Regions from separate parts of the Homo sapiens genome. Here region 2 is linked to region 1. Evidence: read pairs that join two places in POLR2A ChIA-PET (ENCODE). Cell type or tissue: endothelial cell of umbilical vein. All regions are shown on one strand. Region 1 overlaps ZHX3 (zinc fingers and homeoboxes 3). Region 2 has its middle 12 kb from the start of LPIN3.

Evidence for each region. ChIA-PET counts read pairs that join two places held together with the same protein. Peaks named below come from ENCODE experiments on the same cell type or tissue, not always from the same donor. Only the 100,000 strongest peaks of a DNase experiment are listed, where the experiment ranks them.
Region 2: POLR2A ChIA-PET joins it to region 1 with 10 read pairs; 6 of 35 experiments call an interaction of 5 or more read pairs at or near these places.

What each region holds. Positions count from the first base shown.
Region 1 is chr20:41,246,044-41,254,043 of GRCh38, reverse strand. The region is part of intron 2 of ZHX3 (zinc fingers and homeoboxes 3); the gene reads left to right. Among named protein-coding and RNA genes, the nearest start is that of ZHX3, 68 kb to the left of the region's middle. In endothelial cell of umbilical vein, a CTCF peak has its summit at 3,863; DNase peaks (open chromatin) are centred at 4,143, 4,523 and 5,153; H3K27ac peaks cover 5,221 bases.
Region 2 is chr20:41,325,308-41,333,307 of GRCh38, reverse strand. It overlaps the pseudogene ADI1P1. Among named protein-coding and RNA genes, the nearest start is that of LPIN3, 12 kb to the left of the region's middle. RefSeq lists an enhancer at 3,414-3,463. In endothelial cell of umbilical vein, no CTCF peak of the experiment used is centred here; a DNase peak (open chromatin) is centred at 3,657; H3K27ac peaks cover 1,669 bases.

The sequences.
Region 1 (8,000 bases):
CAAAGTGCTGGGATTACAGGCATGAGCCATTGCGCCTGGCTGAGAACTAACAAGTATTGAGTACCTTCCATTTTTTTTGGTAGGAATTTTTTTCCAACATTTTATTATGAAAAATTTCAAACATACTGCAAAATTGAAAGATTATTACCATGAACAACCATATACCCACTACCAGTTTTCAGCCATCAGTATTTTACTGATTTTGCTTTCCCTCTATCTAGTCATCTGTCATAGTATTTTCGATGCATTCCCCCCTCACTATTTCAGCATGTTTTATCGCTAAGTAGAGGTAATTATTTGTTTATAGGTTTTTTCTTTGGAAGTAAGATGTGTGCATTTTATTGTAGTTAAATCTTAACTGTATATGGACCTGGTTTTGACAAATGGATACACCTATAAAACCCAGACACCTAGAAGGATATTATCATTACCCAGAAAGTTTCCTCATGTCCCTTCCCAGTCAGTGCCCACCCCTACTCCCCAGAGGAATATCTACTATTTTTATATTGTATATTCATATGGCATCCTGTTCTACCAGAATTTAAAGTGACTCACTCTGGTCCATAAAATACAAGAAGAAAACATAAATGAGAAGTAGATGGAAAAAAGAAACCAAGGTAGGAATATTAAATGGAACCAGGAGACCACCTGGAACTTTTATAAGTGATACATTATTCAGTCCTCACAAAAGATATACATAATTATTTCCATTTTATAGACAAAGAGGCTACAAAGCTATGCAGCTAATAAGTAATAGGGACACTTTTACTCCAAGTCCATACTTTTTTTTTTTTTTTTACTGTAGTCCCAAAAACCAAGACAACAGGTAAAATAAAAGCTTATTTTAACTGTGAATGTGGTCTCAAATAATATACGCTAAAGTATTTGCAAAATTGTGTTTCCTCTTCTTGTTGGTACTTTGACCATGAGAGATGGCAAGGGTGGGGGCACTAAAATAGTCCTGCAGTCCTTACAAATTTCCTTAAGGTCAAGGTTGGCTTTGGTTTATCCTGTGTGGCCCTAGAGATGGGATTCCATGTCCTCAGTTATAGAAAAAGACAACTTTTCCAGGACTGGTGATAAGAGTGAGAAGTCTTGAAATGTCCTGTCGACTGTTAATTAGGACTATAGCAACATCAACAAGGAGGCATCTTACATATAACAGACTCCTGGCCAGAGTTTTCAGTTTTGACTTTAATGGGGTTCGTTTGTTGTGTTGAGGAAGAGAAAAGATAACATTTTATAAAAGAATTATAAACCTCTAATAGGGGACCTTAGAAATCTGCCTTCTATATTCTGTGTTGTCTCCTTTATAATAATATATTGTATATATAAGTAATGGGTGAGGAAGAACTGAAGATTACTTTAGAATTTCTTACTTAAAATGCCAGAAAAGGGATTGGGCATGTTATATGGTAGGAAGGCTGTCACAAGACTCCTGGATAAAGTTAGAGAGAAACTGAAAAATAAGATGGGCATGTTACAGTTAGACTTACTTGGCAGTATAAAATGAAGACTTTCCTCTTCTGGGCTGTGGCCACCAGCATCGCGGGATGACACCTGGGTTTGGCTCTGTTGGGCCATAGGGGACTAAGACGTACTCACATGGTCTCAGGTGATGGATTAAGAAAACACAGGAACTAGCTCAGTGGCGAGGCCTAAGAAGACCTAGAGCAATGACTCTGGAAACCACTAGAAGTGAGGCAGGCATCCAGTAGTCCTGCTCTACTGTCTGTACTGTCTTCTCTCTAGCCCCTGTCCCCTATCCCTCTGCTCCCTAACTTCTCATTTCCCACTCCCAGCCCCTCCTCCCTGGATCCCATACCCAAAGTCTGAAAAGAGGACATTTCCTGGTCTTTCAGGCCTTCTGCCCTGTGCCTCTGGTCTTTTGGAGGGTAAGGCAGGTATAGACAGCCAACTCACCAGTAGAAAGATCCACATTAATGGTGGCTAGCAATGATAAAGACTATTTCCTCCTCCCTAGGCAGCAATACAGTTATCTTGAATAGACTGCTTTATTTGGAAAAAACAACATTTTTTAAGTTATAAAAGCCATTCTTTCTTATTGTAGATAATCTGAAAAACATAGGAAAGAATAATGAAGATAATTGAGATTCCCTTAGTGATATCTTGATATCATTCCTTTTAGGTATTAATTTAGAAATTGCTTACATACAGTGTAAAGCCATGTTATATATATATATATATTTTGTATCTCACTTTTAGGATATTTATGTATTTATTTATCATGTCTTATCCAAATATTTTTCTGTATCAAAAATGATAAGCATAATGTAAAATAAGCATTGCTATTCTATCTATTCTATAGACAGTACTCTACTTTTAGCTTAACTATTTTGTTGAATTTGAAGTGAGTTTTTGTGAACAGCATATAGTTGGGTTGTATTTTTATTCTACTCTGCCAGTCTTTGCCTTTTAGTTGGTGTATTTAGATCATTTATCTTTAAGCTAATTATTGACATATTAGAGCTTTAATCTGCCATTTATTATTTACTGTTTCTTTTCTTGTCTTTCTCTGGGTTACTTGAACATTTTGAGAGGTTTTTATCTTGACTTTCTAATAGTTTTTTTAGTGTATTTCTTTGTATTATTTTCTTAGCAGTTGCTCTGAGTATTACAGTATACCTATGTGACTTACTGTAGTCTACTATGATCAGTATTTTACCACTTTGAGTGAAATGTGGAAACCTGATTTCCATTCAGGTCCCTTTACCTTCCCCCTTTTAATTTTTAATTTTTTTAAGACACAGAGTCTTGCTATGTTGCCCAGGGTAGAAGTGAACTTCTAGACTCAAGCAATATTCCTGCTTTAGCCTCCCAAATAGCTGGGACTACAGGAGGATAATCTATATATATATATATCTCCCCATATTTCTGCCTTTTCTGTTGTTTTCTGTTCCCTTTTGATGCTTCAGAATTCTTTTAATCATTTCCTTTCTGTTTGAAAAACTTCCTTTAACCATAAAAATGTTGTGCCACTTCCTTCTGGCCTCCATGGTTTTATTTTTTAATTTTATTTGTTATTATTTTTTATTTTTAGTAGAGACGGGGTTTCACCATGTTGGCCAAGCTGGTCTCAAACTCCTAACCTCAAATGATCTGCCTGCCTTGGCCTCCCAAAGTCATAGGATTACAGGCGTGAGCCAGTGTGCCCGGCCAGGCCTCCATGGTTTTAGATAAGAAACCTGTTGTCGCTTGATATTCCCTTATAGGTAGTATGTTGTTTTTCTCTGCTTTCAAGAGTTATTCTTTGTCTTTAATTTACAGAAATATAATTAAGATGTGTCTTAGTGTGGATTTCTTTGAGTTTATCCTATTTGGGATATGTTCACCTTCTGAATCTAGGTTTATGTCCTTCAGCAAATTTGGGGAATTTTCAGTCATTATCTTTTTGAATACTCTTTCAGCCCTTCTTTTTATTCTCTCCTGTGACTCTGATAATATGAATATTGGATCTTTTGCTATTGTTTCATAAGTGTTGGAGGTTCTGTCTGTTTTCAGTCCATCTTCATGGTTTTGCCATGTTGCCCAGGTTGGTCTCGAACTCCTGGCCTCAAATGATTAAACCATCTCAGCCTCCCAAAGTACTGGGATTACAGACATGAGCTACCACGCCTGGCCAACAGGTGATTTTTTAAAATCTACTTCGGACATTTTGTCTATTAAGAGAGTCTGGGTCCTATTTAAATCTTCCATTTTAGCAGGCGGTCACAGTGTTTAGATGCAGCATGTGAGCTGGGATTTACTCTTGTGGTTCCAACGATGATTTACTTTTCAGAGCCTTTGCAGTACTCTTTTGGTCCACTTGGTTTATCTGGTGCTGCCACGGCTCCCACTAGTCCCTGTTGGTGCTGTCTGATGGGGGTAAGGAGTTTCCCCAGGCCATGCTGCCTGATATCTAGGTAGAGGAGGGAGTCTCCATCCTGCTGGGATGCAGCTTGCTTCCTGGGGGCCCTGTAGTTGGGGGGAAAAGTGTTTCCCCAGACTGCTTTATTGTTAGTGGGGTCCTGAGCTATCCCCCTTGTTGGTGCTTCCAGCTGGCTTGGTATTGTCGGCAGAACTCCCATTCAATCCTCTGCTGCCCTCTGTTGCTAGGTTGGGGGTTGGGAAACACCCTCGGCCACCTTCTTCTATTGAATGGGGGTGTGGTCATAAGATGTGCTGCTATGTTGTTCCTCCAATCCTGGGTCCCTAAGTAATTCACCTTCCTTTTTCTTTCAGACTTCTCCTTTGGTTGCCTTTTGTGTTATTTTCAGGATTTACAGTTGTGCTTACAAGGAGGTGGGGAGAGAAATGGGTTTAGACCATCTTGTCTGAACGGTGACAGGGTTCTATTTAACCATTCATCTTTTGGATGCTAAGATTGTTTTAAATGGTGAGTAGATTAGACTTTGTATTGGAGAACTGGGGGAAGGAGGCCTCCCAACGACCTTGATATCTGAAAGGCTTTCTTACTCCACAGACTGATGGGCCTGGGCCTGGTTGGCCGCCCAGTGCAGGCTATTACTCATCTGCCTTCCGCTTGCTTGGCTGGTGATGTCAGTTCTTCGTGTCTGCTTTAAAGGCAGGCTTTTCTTGTTCTTATGCTCACTGAATAATGCAGTAGTTTGTTATACTTTTAGCATGATTAAAACAGAGGAACTGTCACTTTTGTAGGGTCTTTTCTTGACCTATCCTTTTGGTCAATGTTGTTTCCCTTTTGGCAAGGGAATTTTGCAATTTATTTTAAATTCAGTCATGCAAATTGTATTTAATTGTGACTTAACTATGAGATTTTTTTTTTTATGTGAACAATTCTGTTTCAGGGCTGCAAAACAATGACCAAGTTTTTCTTATATTAGTGTGAAGAAAGTTTTTAACATTTTCCATTTGTGAATGAGGAATTTGAGGTCATCTCAGTTCTTCCAAAGTAAATGTACCTTTAAAAAAATCAGAGTGAGAAATCCTATATAGTGGAAGTCATGGGTAATTTTGTATAGTTTACAAGAATAGTTTTGCACAAATAATTTCAGGTTAAAATTGCATACTATTTATCCCCACCCATTTCCTTTATTGGCTGTGACACACAGGAATTACGCCCATTGCTTGACTAACCTTTCTGACCTTTTGTTACTTGGCTATAAATTGACTTGGGTCTTTTGCAAAAACACTGTCAGGGGGGAAAAATCTTTTTGTTAGAACCCAGCCAATTCCTGCTTCAGTGGAGAACAGTTTGTTCTCCTGAAGAAATGAGCCAGTTCAGTGAACAGAAAAACATAGCCATAAACTGGCATCGTCAAACACTGCAAAAGCGATTGCCCACATTCATTCCACAGAGGAGGGAGCTTTATAAAAGAATGAGGTTTTGGAGAGAGAAATACAGTTTTGAGCACCATGGGCTTTAGGTCAATGTAATTGACTCGTTAGAGTGAGCTGTAACCACATAAAAAAATTTTCTTTTCCTGAGCTCTGGCAGCCACCAACATTTTAACATTTTAAACAGGAATATTGTGGAATTCTCCTGCTGCCTGCTTTCAGTCCTCTTGACTGTGTTGTATAGCATGTATCCTCTGCATTTCATTTGATGTTCCCATGAGATTGGAAGCTGCCTGTGTTCAGCAATGCAAACATTTCCCAAGTAACTGCTCTGTGCAAAGCTGAGTGTTGTTATACTTTTAGCAGAGAAGACATTAATAATGGTCAGTGAATTACAAAAAAAAAACCGGAGAAACTGGAGAAATCGTTGTATGACAGGCACAGGTGCAAAGTAGTAGAAAAATGTACAAGACACAGTTCTGGACAGACTGTACCACAGAAGTAGAGGCATTTGAGAGAGGTTTGAAGTCTGTTGAAGAATTTGCCAAATGGATGAGAAGAGTATTCTCGTCAAAGAGAGGAGTATATGTAAAGCTGAAGAGTGATGACCCAGCATGGGGTTTCAGGTACTATAAGTAGATTTACGCTTGGGTGTAAAGTATAAGGAGGGAAACGAGTAGCAGACAGTGAAACTGGAGAGGCGCAGGGACCTGATACCATCGGTCTCAAATGCCACCTGAAACAGTTAGGAATTTATACTGTAGGCCATGGGAGGCTCTGTAAGAGCTTGAAGCAGGGGAATGGCCTAGGCAGAGTTGAGGTAGGAAGATGTGGGTTTGTAAGGAACTGTTCAGAAAGGGTGGGTTGGACCAGACTAAGACAGGATCATGATACCAGGCTGAAGTGGGCAGACTTTGTCCTGCAGGGAATCACTGAAGACAATGATATGTGCTCTAGAAAGGCAAATATGGTTGTGATTCAGGGGAGCATACAGGGAGGGCAGGGTGCAGGCAGTGTAGATTGCTGAAGTTACTGCAGAGGTTTACAAGCCACAGGAGAAGGATGGTGCTGCAAAACCTTACTCAGGGTGCAAGTTGGTCACTGGGGAGTGGAGGGGAAGAGGAAGGAGGCAAAAAGCCTGAACATGCTACTTAATTCTCCTGTTAAAGACACTTAACAGGCACTTAATGCCTGTTAAAGATACTTCCACACAGACTATCTTGTTTAATTTTTATAGTGGGCCCTATCTTGTCTATATTCAGATGATTTCCATTGTGCAAAAGAGAACTGAGGTTTGGGAGGTTCAATACTTTGCCCAAGACCCAAATGACCTACACTAGGAAGTAGCTGAGTCCAGATTAGAACCCAGGTTCATCCAACTCTGAACACAGTGACATGCCACCCTTGACTAGTACTTGCTATAACTGAGCTGCCCAGTATTAAGCAAGTCTTTCTTTTTTGAAACAGGTTCTCCCTCTGTCACCCAGGCTGGAGTGCGGTGGCATGATCTTGGCTCACTGCAGCCTCGACCTCCTGGGTTCAGGCAATCCTCCTGTCTCAGCCCCGCCAAGTAGCTGGAACTGCAGGCATGAGGCGCACGCCACAATGCCCATCTAATTTTTGTATTTTTGTAGAGACAAGGTTTTGCCATGTTGTCCAGGCTGGTCTCAAACTCCTAGGCTCAAGCGATCTGCCAGCCTTAGCCTCCCATAGTGCCAGGATTACAGGCATGAGCCACCATGCCCAGCCATATACATACTCTTTATAAGAGTTCATGTCTATAAATCATAGTACTGCTAATATTTAGATATTAGTTTTTTTTGTTTGTTTGTTTGTTTGTTTGGTTTTTTTTTTTCAGATGGAGTCTTGCTCTGTCCCTCAGGCTGTAGTGCAGTGGCACAGTCTCGGCTCACTGCAACCTCCACCTCCTGGGTTCGAGTGATTCTCCTGCTTTGGCCTTCCGAGTAGCTGGGATTACAGGCATGTGCCACGACGCCTGGCTAATTTTTGTATTTTTAGTAGAGATGGGGTTTCCTCATGTTGGCCAGGCTGGTCTTAAACTCCTGACCTCAAGTGTTCCACCTGCCTCAGCCTCCCAAAGTGCTGGGATTACAGGTGTGAGCCACTGCGCCTGGCCTAGGTATTAGTATTAATGCTAATACAATTAGTATTTCAAAAGCCTGGATTTTTTTCTTCTTAACCTATTACCCTATGAAAATATCAGCTATATCATTTTATTTGTTAAAGTCTCACCATTTTAGAAGAATTGGTTTAGGGGAAAGCCCAACCAAATTGGCAAAAAGTATGAGTGAGTGAGTATGCTTAAATAAATGTAATTTTAAAATGTTCAAGGTGTGTCTGTATGTGTGTGTAACAATTCACATTAGAATAACAGACTATGGCTTTCAGAAATTAGAGAACCTTTTAGGACTGACATGAACTTAATGTAAATTTTAGTAAATGTGTGCTTTAATAGGTCTCAGAAAACATACCTTTTAGTATTATATCTGAAGAAGAGGCTTACTAAGCAAAAATCATCTTCAGTGAAGTCCCAGGACGAATGAATGATTCTCTTTATGCAGCATTCATTCTACTGTCATGAGGTCATGGAGTCTGTGTTTAGGGCCTAGGAAAGGAGATGCAAAAGAACCAGAAACAAAACTGGCCTACTCTATATCAAAAAT
Region 2 (8,000 bases), 79 kb before region 1:
TGCACCTGGCCTTAATCCTAAAATTAATAATTTCAGGATTAAAATGTACACAGGCACCATGATAATAACATTTAAGGATCGACTTTCCTCTGTGCAGTGAGAAACAGACCCCCAAGACCAGTGTGAAAGTAATGAAAAATTAATTTTAACATGAAAAATTTTCATCCAGTTTTAGAAAAATACTTAGAAAACAACCTGACCTTCTAAAACATGAAATTTATTTGGGGTTTTTCTATGATTATAACGAACTAGGCATAATTGTGTCTTAGAATTGAGTAGAGTCTTAGAATTGAGTAGAAAAATAACGTACTAATTCTCTTGATAAATTTTAAAATACTAATTCTGTTAAAATCTTGATTGTGAAAGAACCTAGACAACTCGCACTGAAAAAAATACCAACACAGATAATATACACATTAATCACATACATATACAGTCACACAAAGAATCTAAACTGGTGATTTTAACAAGCTAGGCAAAATACCATATATACTTGAATATAAGATAATGCCAAGCCATGAGCATAAAATTGAGGCAGTCACTTTATTTTGTTTTGTTTTGTTTTGTTTGAGATGGAGTCTTGCTCTGTAGCCCAGGCTAGATAGAGTGCAGTAGAGCAATCTCGGCTCACCGCAAGCTCCACCTCCCAGGTTCACTCCATTCTCCTGCCCCAGCCTCCCGAGTAGCTGGGACTACAGGCGCCCACCACCAAGCCCGGCTAATTTTTTGTATTTTTAGTAGAGACGGAGTTTCACCGTGTTAGCCAGGATGGTCTCAATCTCCTGACTTCGTGATCTGCCCGCCTCGACCTCCCAAAGTGCTGGGACTACAGGCGTGAGCCACCGCGCCCAGCAATGACTTTATTTTGAACAAGAAAGTGGCATAAGCAACTCAGAATGTGTCGCCTAACATAAGAGCTCTTCCCTCTATGTGTATAATTCCCCACCTCAGTGTATAATTTTGGGAGAAAAAAAGTGTCTTCTATCTGGTTATCTACCATTGCACCTTGTTACAAGGCAGGCACAATATCATGTCCAGATAGAACATCTAAGGAGATACATTTTGGGAGATGAAACTCTCATTTGGACTAAAGATGAGTGCATGTACTAACACAGGGCTACTGAACCACTAGTCTTGATTGCATTAGACAAAACGAAGGTGACTTGTCTTCATTTCCACAGTTGCTTCCATGTAAAAATCAGTTTTATTGCTCCTTTCATTAAAAAATATTCTGAGCCAGGCACGGTGGCTCATGCCTGTAATCCCAAAACTTTGAGAGGCTGAGTCAGGCAGATCACTTGAGGCCAGGTGTTTGAGACCAGCCTGGCCAACATGTTGAAACCCTGTTTCTATTAGCCGGGTGTGATGATGTGCACCTGTATACAAGCTACTCAGGAGGCTGAGGCATGAGAACCACTTGAGCCTGGGAGGTGGAGATTGCAGCGAGCTGGAATCATGCCACTGCACTCCAGCCTGGGCAGCAGAGTGAGACTCTGTCTCAAAAAATAAAAATAAGATAAAAAACATTCTGATCAAATAATCTTGCAAAGGAAAGACAAGTTTACCGTATAAAAGCAAAGAGAAAAATGATTTTGTGCTCAGTTACGTTTAGGACCTTCACAAAGTACATGTTCTCAGGGAGCCCTGCTATGCTGTCTGTGCCAGAAATTTCATGTATTGTCCCTGGACATTGAAATGGTCAGCTGGCCCATTGTATGCTGTCCACACTGGGTCTCCCTGAATGGCCATATGGCCTTCACGTACTTCTTTTCATCCAGAGTGAGGTGGTGACGAATTCCTGTGGGGAGAGTTATGTCTCCTTTCTCCATGAAGATGTAGATTCACTTGTCTTCTTTATCTGTCATATCAAAAGTATCCACTGCCACCCGGGATGTAACAGATCCGATCATCCAAGTGTAAATGCTCCCCATAAAACACCTTAATCTTTTCTTCATAATTTGGTAATTTATCTTTACATATGGTTATTATGTCTATCCAGGAGTAGCTTCTCTCTCTTTGAGTCTTTTCTAATTCTGGATCATTCTCTCATTTGTCAGTGTCCAGCTTTAGTAGTGCACCCTGAGCCAGCATGGCTGTTTCTGGCCCACTGGGTGGCCAGGGGCTCGGGGTGGTGGGGCTGCCTCCAGCAGTCTGGGAACTCATCCATGTACTAGGCCTGCACCATGGCTGCAGATGCTAACAGGCAGAGTGGGGCTAGAGAGGGGAGGCTGCATGGAAGGGCTGCCACTGGGAGTGAGGGGCTGTTGTGATTAGAACTCAAGGCTCTCAGGAGCTGGACAAAAGGTAGAAACTGTTGTTATAGATGAGGAAAAGGAAACCAATTATTGAGTACACTTAAAAGTATACTTGGTCAGATGCAGTGGTTCATGTCTTTAATCCCAACACTTTGGGAGGCTGAGATGGGAGGATCGCTTGAGCCCAGGATTTCAAGGTTGCAGAGCTGTGATTACACCACTGCACACCAGCCTGAGTGACAGCGTAAGACTCTCTCTTTAAAAAAAAAAAAAAAAAAAAAAAGCACACTGGCTGTTTCCTCTGCCCAGAAGTTTCTTTCCCTAGATGCCTACCTGGCTGGCTCCCTCACTAACCTCAAGACCACACCAATGTCCATGAAGTCTACCCTGACCATGCCCAGACACCTCTCTGTGCTCTAATCTTTTCCAGTAGCCCTAACAACTTCCTTGAGTGCTAATTCACTTCTTGAGGATGTCTGGTATGTGTGTGTCTCCCTCCAAAAGAATGCAGGCCCCGTGAGGACAAGACATCTGATCTGTCTTCACTGACAGTTCCTAAGAACAGTCTGGGGCCGGGCACGGTGGCTCACGCCTGTAATCCCAACAGTTTGGGAGGCCAACACGGGTGGATCACTTGAGGCTAGGAGTTCAAGACCAGCCAGGCCAAGATGGTGAAACCCTGTCTGTACCAAAAATATAAAAATTAGCCAAGTGTGGTGGTGCATGCCTCTAATCCCAGCTCATGGGGAGGCTGAGGCAGGAGAATTGCTTGAACTGGAGGTGGAGGTTGCAGTGTGCCGAGATGGTGCTACTGCACTCCAGTGAATGAGACTCCGTCTCAAAGAAACAAACAAAAAGCATCTGGCACATAGTAGGTCTCTGATAAAGATTAGTGAGTGAATGTCCACATCTTTAAAGGTTTTGCCTGTACCTTGAAGTCTCTGTTCCTTGGGGCTGCCTCTTTGCCCAGTACTCTTGACCCTGTCCCAGGTGATATGACCTGTTGCCCAGTGTCTGCCTGATCAGTAGGGTCTTCCTAGAGTGCCAGCGTTTTGACCTCCATGTGTCCCCACTAAATTGCCAGCATGTGTGAAATACTAAATTCCAGCTGTTTTTGTTTTTGCAGGGCAAGAGGGTTAAAGAAGGAGTAGGAAGAGGGGGAGCTGATGAGAGGAGCAATGGTCAGAGTGGAGGGGGTGGAGAGAGAATACAGTCACAGATTTCCCCACCCCATCAACTTTCCAAGCAGCTCAGAGCGGCAGCAGAGCCGCGAGTGAGGGCTGCGCACCACATATCCGGAGCTGTGTGCCACGTGGCAGAAGCTGTCCCGTTGAGTCATGGGATGTACTGCTGCACTGCTCTAGAGTTTGGTGTGTAGAGTATTTTTGGTTTTTACAGTCCAGCTCTCTGTGTAATGACTTCCTTCCCGTGGCCTTGTTCATCGAGGTGTCCCTGAACGACTAGCTGAGTCACAACATTCCTTGCAGCTTAAAACACTGACCCAAGGCAGTTTCTCCATGTAGTTAGGGACTTAGAAGGCTGCCAGGGAGTGCCTAGGGAAGACAGTCTGTAGTGCTCCTGTCTCTAACAGGCACCCCTCCCCGAAAACATTTAAAAAGCAAGTGAAAATAGAGAACAAATTCCATCTGTTAAGTCACTAGGAAATGGCCTCAGCCCTGCCACAACCTGAAGAATAATTTGTCAGTGACCATGAAGTCAATTTCAAATTGAATCGGGGCACCAGGAATGAACATCCATCGTCTCAGTGTTACTGCAACGCGAAGGGTCAGAAACCCATGTGAAGAGATTGGACTGGTGGGAATATAAACTTGCTCAGCCCTTCTATAAAATAAGCCAGTAGTTCTGAGTAAAATTAAGTATGCATAGGGCTCAGTAGTGTAGCAGTCTCATGCCTGGAAATACATTTTGAAGAAAGTTTGCTCAGATCCGCAAGAAGACAAGCAGGAGGTTATTTGTTACAGTGTTAATGGCATACAGGAACTAGAGGCAAAGGAACTAGGGGATGAGTTAGTAAAATGTTGTGGATACATACCTTGGAATTCTACATGAAATAGACATAAAACAGCATGGATGGAATTTATAGTGTTAAGTGGAAGAAAACAGTAAAAGATTTAAAACACAAGGCCAGGCGTGGTGGCTCATGCCTGTAATCCCAACATTTCAGGAGGTCAAGGAGGGAGGGCTGCTTGAAGCCAGGATTTTGAGATCAACCTGGGCAACAAAGCAAGAGGCTGTCTGTACAAAAAAAATTTGTTTAATTATCTGGGTATGGTGGTGCGTGCCTGTAGTCCTAGCTACTCTGGAGGCTGAGGCAAGAGGATTGCTTGAGCCCAAGAGTTGGAAGCTGCAGTGAGCTATGATCACACTACTGTGCTCCAGTCTGGGCAGAGGAGTGAGACCCTGTCGTGCCAAAAAAAAAAAAAAAAAAAAAAAAAAAAACGGTGGGGAGAGATTTAAAACACAACCTTTTTTCAGTTTTACTGAGGTATAATTGATGTATAATAAAACACATATCTAGGCCAGGCGCAGTGGCTCACGCCTGTAATCCCAGCACTTTGGGGAGGCCGAGGCGGGCGGATCACGAGGTCAGGAGATCGAGACCATCCTGGCTAACATGGTGAAACCCCGTCTCTACTAAAAAATACAAAAAATTAGCTGGGCGTGGTGGCGGGCGCCTGTAGTCCCAGCTACTCGGGAGGCTGAGGCAGGAGAATGGCGTGAACCCGGGAGGCGAAGCTTGCAGTGAGCAGAGATGGCGCCACTGCACTCCAGCCTGGGCGACAGAGTGAGACTCCATCTCAAAAAACAAAACAAAACAAAAAAACACATATCTAAAGTGTACACTGAGTTTTGATGTGTGTACCTGTGAAATGATCACCACAATCAAGGTAATAAGTATATTAATCACACCCAGAATTATGAAGTTTCCATCACCCCCTAAATTATGAAGTAGGTCTCTATGTATTAAAATATGTTTAACAGATGTTTAGCAGCTACTGTTAAGTTTTAAAAAGGTAAACAATACATGTAATATAATACCATATTTATAATAAAAAACGTTTAGATACCCTAAAAAAATCTGGAGGAACATACAACAAACTTAATTATGTTTATTGTTGAGAATCTTTCCAGAGCTGCATGGCCTTCTTTTGCTAATGTGCAGTGCACCTCAGGAATTGCTTGTTGTCCCATATCGTGGCCTCCAGTGCCTGATGAAAGTTTAGCATGCTATAAATGGGTCATTATGACCCCCTAACTTTCAGTGACTTTATTAAAATAACCCTGTAGCTGGGTATGGTGGCTCACACTTGTAATCATACCACTTTGGGAGGCTGAAGCAGGTGGATCACTTGAGCCAGGAGTTTGAGACCAGCCTGGGCTACATAGTGAAACCCTGTCTCTACAAAAAAAAATAGAAAAATTAGTTGGGCATGGTGCTGCGTTAGTCCCAGCTACTCAGGAGGATCACTTGAACCCGGGAGGTCGAGGCCGCAGTGAGCCATGATAGTGACAGTGCACTCCAGCCTGGGTGACAGTGAGCCCCTGTCTCAAAAAAAAAAAAAAAAAAGTAACACTGAAGTCATCACAATGGATTCTAACAGAAGGGTGGCCTGACCGTAATAATGTTCTCTATCCCCACAGCAGAGAGCTGTCAGTCACTTCCTTGAATTCCCTCACCTCGAAGGCCAGTTTCTCTCCTCATCCCTGCATGCAGGAGATATTCCAGTAGGGGGTTGGTTTTCTGTGCCTGGGTACAAAATGGTGATTCCCTAACTAGTTACCATGAAATCTGTCTCTATTACCACTCTTTCTGTGTCTCATAAGTAGAGGAGTGGTGGGGGATTGTGGGGGAGGGACATGTTTGGTTTTGTGTGGCTATGGGTTTTATAGAAAGGCAGTCTTAAGATGTGTGTGTGACTTCTCTGGCTTCACACTCGTTATCAGATTCTTCCATGGTACTGTGCACAGCTATACTTCACTCATTTTCAGTGTTGTCTGTAGTGTTCTGCTGAGTGAATATATCACAATTTATTCCATCTGCTACTGATGGGCATTTGGGTTGTTTCCAACGTGGGGTTATTATAAATAATGCTGCTGTGAACATTCTTGTACATGTCTACTGCTGTATCTGGGCATGTGTTTCTCATGGGTATGTATTTTGGAGCAGAATTTCTGGGTTATGAGCTATGCCTATGCTTAACTTAAAATAATGCTACTGGGTGCGGTTGCTCACGCCTGTAATCCCAGCACTTTGGGAGACTGAGGTGGGTGGATCACAAGGTCAGGAGATCAAGACCATCCTGGCCAACAGGGTGAAACCCCGTCTCTACTAAAAATACAAAAAATTAGCAGGGCATGGCAGCATACACCTGTAGTCCCAGCTACTTGGGAGGCTGAGGCAGGAGAATTTCTTGAACCCTGGGGGTAGAGGCTGCAGTGAGCCAAGATCGCGCCACTGCGCTCAAGCTTGGGACAGAGCGAGACTGTGTCTCAAAAAAAAATAATAATGCCAAACTGTTTTCCAAAATGTTTATACAAGTGCACTCCCTTCAGCAATGTATAAGAGCTTCCCTTATACATTCACCAACAGTTGTTACTGTCAGACTTGGAATGTTTAGCCACCTGGATCTGTAGTAGTTGTTCGCTGTATTTCATTTTCATCATTAATGAGGCTAAGCACTTGCTACATGTTTATTGGCTGTTTGGATTTGTGTCTGTGTGTGTGTGTGTGTGTGTGTGTGTGTGAAGAGCCTATTTTTGCCCATTTTTCTATTGGTCTATATAGTAGTTTTTGTATATTTTGGATATAAAACTTTTGTTATGTGCATGGCAAATCTGTGGCTTGCTTCTTCACTCTCTTAGTGATGTCTCTTGTTGAACAGTTCTTAATTGTAAAAAAAAAAAGTGCAATTTATCGATCTTTCCTATGGCTAGTGCTTTTTCTGTTCTGTTTAAGAAAACTTTTTTTCTTTTTTTTTTTTTTTTTTTGAGGCGGAGTCTCGCTCTTGCCCAGGCTGGAGTGCAGTGGCACGACCTCGGCTCACTGCAAGCTCGGCCTCCTGGGTTCACGCCATTTTCCTGCCTCAGCCTCCCAAGTAGCTGGGACTACAGGCGCCCGCTACCATGCTCGGCAATTTTTTTAGTATTTTTAGTAGAGATGGGGTTTCACCATGTTAGCCAGGATGGTCTCAATCTCCTGACCTCATGATCCGTCTGCCTCGGCCTCCCAAGTGCTGGGATTACAGGCTTGAGCCACTGCGCCCGGCCAAGAAAACTTTTTCTACCTTGAGGTTATGAAGATATTATTGTATGTTATCATCTAAAATTTATTGTTTTACCTTTCATGTTTAAGTCCATATCCAAAAAAATTGGTTTGGCTGTTCATTGAATAAGTGAAGTTTAGTTGGAGCAACATATCACATATATGCACCCATTCATTCAAGATATATTTATTGAGTATCTTCTGTATGTCAGGCCATGATTATAGTTTTATTTTGTGTATTTAGGTCATAAGCAATCCACCTGCCTTAGCCTCCCAAAGTGCTGGGATTACAGGAGTGAGCTACCAGACCTGGCCAGCGTCAAATAGTTGAGTCTTGTTTGTTTGTTTTAATTTCAGTTTGTTAATTTTCCCCTTTTGCTAGAATATTTAGTCCATTCCCATTTAATATAATTACAGATATGATTTCAAACCATTTAAGTATATAATCTGGCTATTTAAAA